Regions from separate parts of the Homo sapiens genome. Here region 1 is linked to region 2. A link is a loop called in an ENCODE intact Hi-C map of the cell type or tissue named here. Cell type or tissue: K562. All regions are shown on one strand. Links, peaks and the distances in the headings refer to the core of each region. The heading gives the core; the rest is flanking DNA. Region 1 overlaps CENPE (centromere protein E). Region 2 has its middle 66 kb from the start of TACR3.

Evidence for each region. A loop is a pair of places that touch in the nucleus more often than their neighbours do. Peaks named below come from ENCODE experiments on the same cell type or tissue, not always from the same donor. Only the 100,000 strongest peaks of a DNase experiment are listed, where the experiment ranks them.
Region 1: it touches region 2 in a loop (12-fold over the local background); 3 of 110 quality-filtered maps call a loop at or near these places.

Annotation. Positions count from the first base shown.
Region 1 is chr4:103,105,730-103,108,646 of GRCh38, forward strand. It overlaps CENPE (centromere protein E), which reads right to left. Exons shown (of 49, transcript NM_001813.3): 49 at 82-587. The coding sequence ends at 493. Among named protein-coding and RNA genes, the nearest start is that of BDH2, 7.4 kb to the left of the region's middle. In K562, for the core only: no CTCF peak of the experiment used is centred there; no DNase peak of the experiment used is centred there.
Region 2 is chr4:103,784,918-103,787,834 of GRCh38, forward strand. No RefSeq gene overlaps it. Among named protein-coding and RNA genes, the nearest start is that of TACR3, 66 kb to the left of the region's middle. In K562, for the core only: a CTCF peak has its summit at 1,325 (motif pointing left); no DNase peak of the experiment used is centred there.

The sequences.
Region 1 (2,917 bases), core at 320-2,819, 680 kb before region 2:
ATATTTTCATAGCAAAATACTGAGTCAACAAGAGAGACTACCTCACCAAGAAACCATTAACATTATATAGAAGAGCGGTGATTCAGAACTACTAAACATTTATTGAATGTGTAAGGTATTAAAAACATTTACAATTTTGTTAATAAAATGATGTTTTATATTAATGTATGTATTATGCTTTGGAATATGCTAAGTCATGTAGATAACTTTACATTTCTTTCAATAACTTTATTCTTTACAAAATATACAAATAAATAAAACAATTCAACTTTTAAAAGTATTACCATATGCAAGAAGAAGGTATTGCTATCACCATTCTAAATTACCACAATGCATTCATTTCCTGTTCCCTTATCTTTCAACTCTAGTGGCAAAGTAAAGACTGAATTGAAATTAAGCTGCACTACAACATCATTACCAGGGATAGACACATAAACAAAGTCATTTCCAAATAAGGAATGCTGGATCTCCAGAGAAGTGACAAAGAGGAGTCTACTGAGTTTTGCACTCAGGCACATCCTTGCCTGAGGAGGCGTGCCAAGGACCTGGCTGAGAATCCACACTCTCTGCTCCTGCATTTTGCACCTCTGAGAAAGAAAATGAAAACAACATTCATCCTATTACAAAAATACACAAAAACCAAGCACAGCTGGAAGTGGAAAGGAGGTTAAGACAGGAGAGATGTGAAGAATGAAAAATGGCAACGTGATTCACCGTGTTTGGTCATGAAGATGGTGTATTTCACCTCAGAGTTGGAGAAGTTTACTCCCCATTTTGTCCTAAAATGAACTATTAGACAAACCATAGTTAAACTGAGAGGTAATAAAGTTTTATTTGGAATTCTTCAATTTGAAATTCAAAGTGAATCAAACACGGGCTGATTGAGTTTTCTTTTGTCCTGTTTTTCAAAATAAATGGTGTGCTAAACAAATAGTATTTTAGAGAATATTTAATCATCTTTGGAAAGCTTTCTGTGAGCCTTTAAAAAGGACTTTAGCTGCATCTATTTGCTTATAAACAATATTTATTTTACAATTATTATATTTATAAAAGTAAATCTACCATAACTGGTCTTGGCAATTACCTTAGTTTAAGGTAATTTAGATTACCTTTTATAATTAAAAGTAAAAACTCACATTTATTTTTTTAAAGACTGGTATTAATTCAAGCTGGGACTATCTCATTTAATTCTGAATTGGTCAGTTTTTGATTTATGTATTCTTCTAGGCTACTCTTTTATTTATCTAAAAACAGTACCAGAGAGATCCACATATTAAAAAAGGACTCAAACATTTTTATTTGCAGTTTGATGAATTCACATTATGCATATGCCTCTGGCACTAGCAGACAAAATCAAAAGGTGATTACAGCTGGGTGTGGTAGCTAGCATGCACCTGTAGTCCTTGATGCTTAGGAGGATTGCTTGAGCCTAGGAGTTCAAGGCCAGTTTGGGCAACATAGTGAGAGAGTTCCATGCAAGTGTTAGCTAGCCAATAGAAGGTCCTTAAATGTTTGTTAAATACTATTTAATGAAGAGAATATTTCAAACATGTTTTTATTCCAAATGTTTCTGTGCCTACCTATCTCCCTAAGAACACTTTTAGACTGTCAACTTGATCTAATTTTGATGTAGTTGATGAGAATGGATAGATTTTTTCTTAATCACAAAGTAGAGGTTTATAAACTCTGGCAAATAGTGCTCAAGGTTTTAAATGATTTGGCAACTGCCTTTCTTACTGTACAATTTTGTTGCTTTAGATTTCTACAGTTGCATAACAGGGTACCTCTGGTAGGGTAGGCAGACACACTGTCACAAAGGGCTGTGCACAGTAGATGCTATGTGGTGAGAAAGACTACAAGAAATGCCGTGTTACCGTTTCTCCTGCAAGTCCCCCCACTTCTGTGGACAACCTCCATGCAGAGCTGGGGGTGATCCTTGATACCTCCCCACTCCTTTGTTCAATCAGGTGCCTGGTGTTGCTGATTTTACTCCAAAATCTCTCCCGTCGGTCTACTTCTCTCCTTCTCTACTCCAAGTCCACACTACCATCATGTCTTGTTTAGACAACAGTCTAACTCCTGCTCCTATTATTTGCTGGTCACCTTAGAGACGAGGTGATGTTTTCAAAATGTATAACTCATGTTCTCCTGCCATTGCTTAAGATCTTTCAAAGGCTTCCTCTACACAATAAATGAAACAATTCCTTTATATAATTTATAAAAGTCCAGCATTTCTGGCTCTTATTTCTCTCTTTGGCCTCACTGACTTCACCCACACAAGCTTGTACTCACTGTGCTCTGACCACACCATATTTCTTTCAACTCTTCCCCTGGTCATGTTCCCACCTACCCTAACGCTGTTGCTGTTCCATCTGCCTGAGATGTTTTTCCCTCTGCTCTTTATTAAGATAACTCATGTTAACCTTTTAGATCTGATCTGTTTCCTTCCTCAATACTCCTCAAATACTTATTATATTTCTCATAGTCTTTTGTACTTGCACTGCTATAATTTCACTTTTTTTTTTTTTTAATCACTTGATTACTGTCTGTATCTTCCATGAGAATTAAGCTCTATGAAGGCAGGGATCATGTCTGGTTTTGCTTATCAATGTGCCACCAGGATCTAATCCTTAACACATAGTAGGGGCTCAAAACAATTTTATTGACTGAATAAATGAATAAGTAAATGATTCATCTATTATCTGGCTTGGGTAAAGTAAATATAATGCTATTGGATATTTTGGTCCATTGAATTGATAAGACTTTTCAGTAAAAGTTGCTTTTTAGGGTAGTATCTTCATGTCCTTGAGAAAGTTGCTTGTCTCTCTTTGGACGAAACTAAAGGCTTAAAGGGTAGACTAAAGACTTCACTTGGGGTAAAAGTGAATTGCACTTCACTGTGTGGGGTGCCTTGGAG
Region 2 (2,917 bases), core at 211-2,710:
TTCTAACAAAGAGCAGCCTATAAAGTCAATCTGCAGACATAGACAAACAAGCTGGGAGCTTGCACGTGTGAATGCTGGCAGGAACTAGGGACTAGACATGTTCAAGAAGGCGGCTCCATCTTCCTTTCTGTTTGTCAGCCACATGTACTGTAAGGAGCAGACAAGATGGCACCGATCAACTGGAAAGCCCATTTGCATAATACTAGGGTGGGGTAACCAGCCTTCCCTGTGCACTATGTAAACATCATACCTGATCCAACCAACTGTGAGCATACACATACATAGGGTAAATCAGACACCGCCTCCTCAAACTGGACTATAAAATCTGGTGCATTTGCCACCAGCTGCTCCTTTCTGCTCAGAGACCCCTTTCTCTATAGAGAGAGCTGTTTCTCTTTCTCTTCTTTTCTGCCTATTAAACCTCCACTCCTAAACTACTCTTGTCTGTCTGTGTCTTAAATTTTCCTGGCGCATGACAATGAATCCCAGGTATATGCCCCAGACAATATTGCTGCTTCATAATGGGAACCTCGTTCGGGATACCAAGGTACAACATTCATCAAAACGGTGAGTAGAGGAGCAAACTCAAACTCTGTCCTTTCATTCTGAGGCTCTTGGCCTCCATTTTAGAACCAAATCAAACCAAATGCTGGGTTCCCTTCAGCCATTTAAAAATGATTAGCACGGCTGCTAGCCTTACAAGACTTGGGGGATAGACTTGCTATAGAGAGCATGGAGAATCCCCCAGCACCCATGGGTGGCTGGGCATATTGGCCATGTTTAAACCAGCTTCCTTACACAAGGGGCTTAGCTGTCATGTGGGGCTGGAAGAAGTCCTGAGACAACTGAGGATTTCTGGCTGGGGCTACCTCCCACTGTTATCCAAGGGCTTCTGGACTGACCCCAGCCTCTGACTGTCCTGATGGAGTGTCGGCCACAGGATCTCCAAATTTGCTATTGTAATTTCCTCCTTTCCTGTCTGTGACCATCCGTATCTCTTAACTTCTCTGTTTATGCAATGTGCGGGAAGTTTTACAGGAACGTAATCTTGTTTGACGAGATCAGGTAATATGGTAGTAACTGGGGATATAGCTCAAGGGAAGGTGGCTTTGTGATTTTCTATGAACAGAGACCCCCCACCCAACAGTGAGTACCTCTCTCTGCCCTGGAGATTACATGGCATTTCCAGGTCAATCTCTGCCCTTGGTGTGGAGATCACATGGGACTTCTAGGTCACTCTCTGCCCTTGGCCTGGAGAGCACATGACATGTCAAGGTCACTCTTCCCTTGGTCTGGAGAGCATATGGCACTTCAAGGTCAACAGTGCCACCTAGTGGAATAGGAATCTTCTCCTTGAGGCACATTGTCGGTCCTTCAACAAAACACTCTAGCTTCCCAATTCTCTCCTCTTTTTGCACCTCTCTACTAGAAACCAGGCTTCACGCTGCTTGTGTAAATGGGAAAATTTTGATTTCAACAATTAGGGGTAAAATATCCTCCAAAGCCAAATTTTAGTCTTGATACTGTCCCATCAGCAGGAAAATGGCCATTCAGTCCCTATGTTCTTTTAACGCACCTATTACGCCTCCAGTTAGAATGGTACTTAATTAGTAGGGGAATTTTAGGTTCAGAAGTTAACCAGAACCATTCTCTAAGGGTAAACGCTTTAGCATGGGCTGTAATAACAGATACAGAGCTCAAACCAGCACACTTCCTCCATTTAGGAGGGAAGTGCAACATTTGCCCTAATGTAACTGTCACATAGTGTCTCCCAAGATCTATTCTTAGGGGAGCCAGGCAGGTCACACAAGTCTAGAAAGTCAATGGGAAATCACAGGCAGAGGACTAGAGCCACTTGGGTGAGTGTGACTAATCCCAACCACATAGTTCCTCTGGTTCTATGGCTGGGATCACACCTGCAACCATGAGCAGCATATTCAACAAGGTGCTGGGACCCAGAAACCACAGAGGGAAAACAGCAGGGGGTACGCCCTCACTGTCTTCCTTTCCACCCTGGGTCACACCAAAAGGAAGGAGACTAAAGGGACTCTGTTTTCTCACTTTTCTTTATCATCTTTGGCCTGTATTCCTCTGGAGTGCCTTCTGAAGCACAAAGACTCCTTTGACTCTGAAACTTTAATTTAAAAAGTGGCTTATTTTCTTTTCTCAAGGGCATGGGCTTCTCACCCTCTTGAACCATCCAGGCCTGTGAAGGGACCCTTAATTTTAATATTATCCAACAATTAGATCTTTTCTGCAGACGGGTGGGCAAATGTTCTGAGGTACCTTACGTACAGGCTTCCGTTGCTCTGCAAGACAACCCAGACCTTTGCAAGCATTGCACAATCAACCCAGTCCTTTTAGCAATCAGATCAGGCAGGTCCAAAGGGAATGATTCCCCAAGACTAGAAAAGTAACTTCTGGGGGCACCATCTGAGGCAGCCATCGAATGTCCCAGCCCTTCCAGTCCTTCTTATCTGGGGCCACCTCCAACCATGCTTCCAGCTATTCCACCCCCACTATCTCCAAAATATCCCACTCCCCCACCTTTGCTCTTACCCCTACAGGAAATGCCCAATGAAGTTGCTGCCACTAGGGTTCAAGTTTCCTCCTCATTGCAGGACCTTAGGCAAATAAAGGGAGACTTAGGTCAATTTTCTAATGTCCCTGATAGGTGTACAAAAGCTTTCTGAAATTTACCTCAGATATTTGACCTCTCATGGAGGGCTGTTATGCTGCTCCTAAGCCAAACCCTAACTGCCACTGAAAAACAGGAACTCTGCAGGCAGCAGAGGATTTCAGAGATGAGCACTGTGTCTCCTATAGTAGGCAAAAAGGTAAGAGAGAAAATAGGGAAGGCAAAGAAATATGGGAAACACCATTTTCAATAGGAAGAGAGGCAGTACCTCTTGACAAC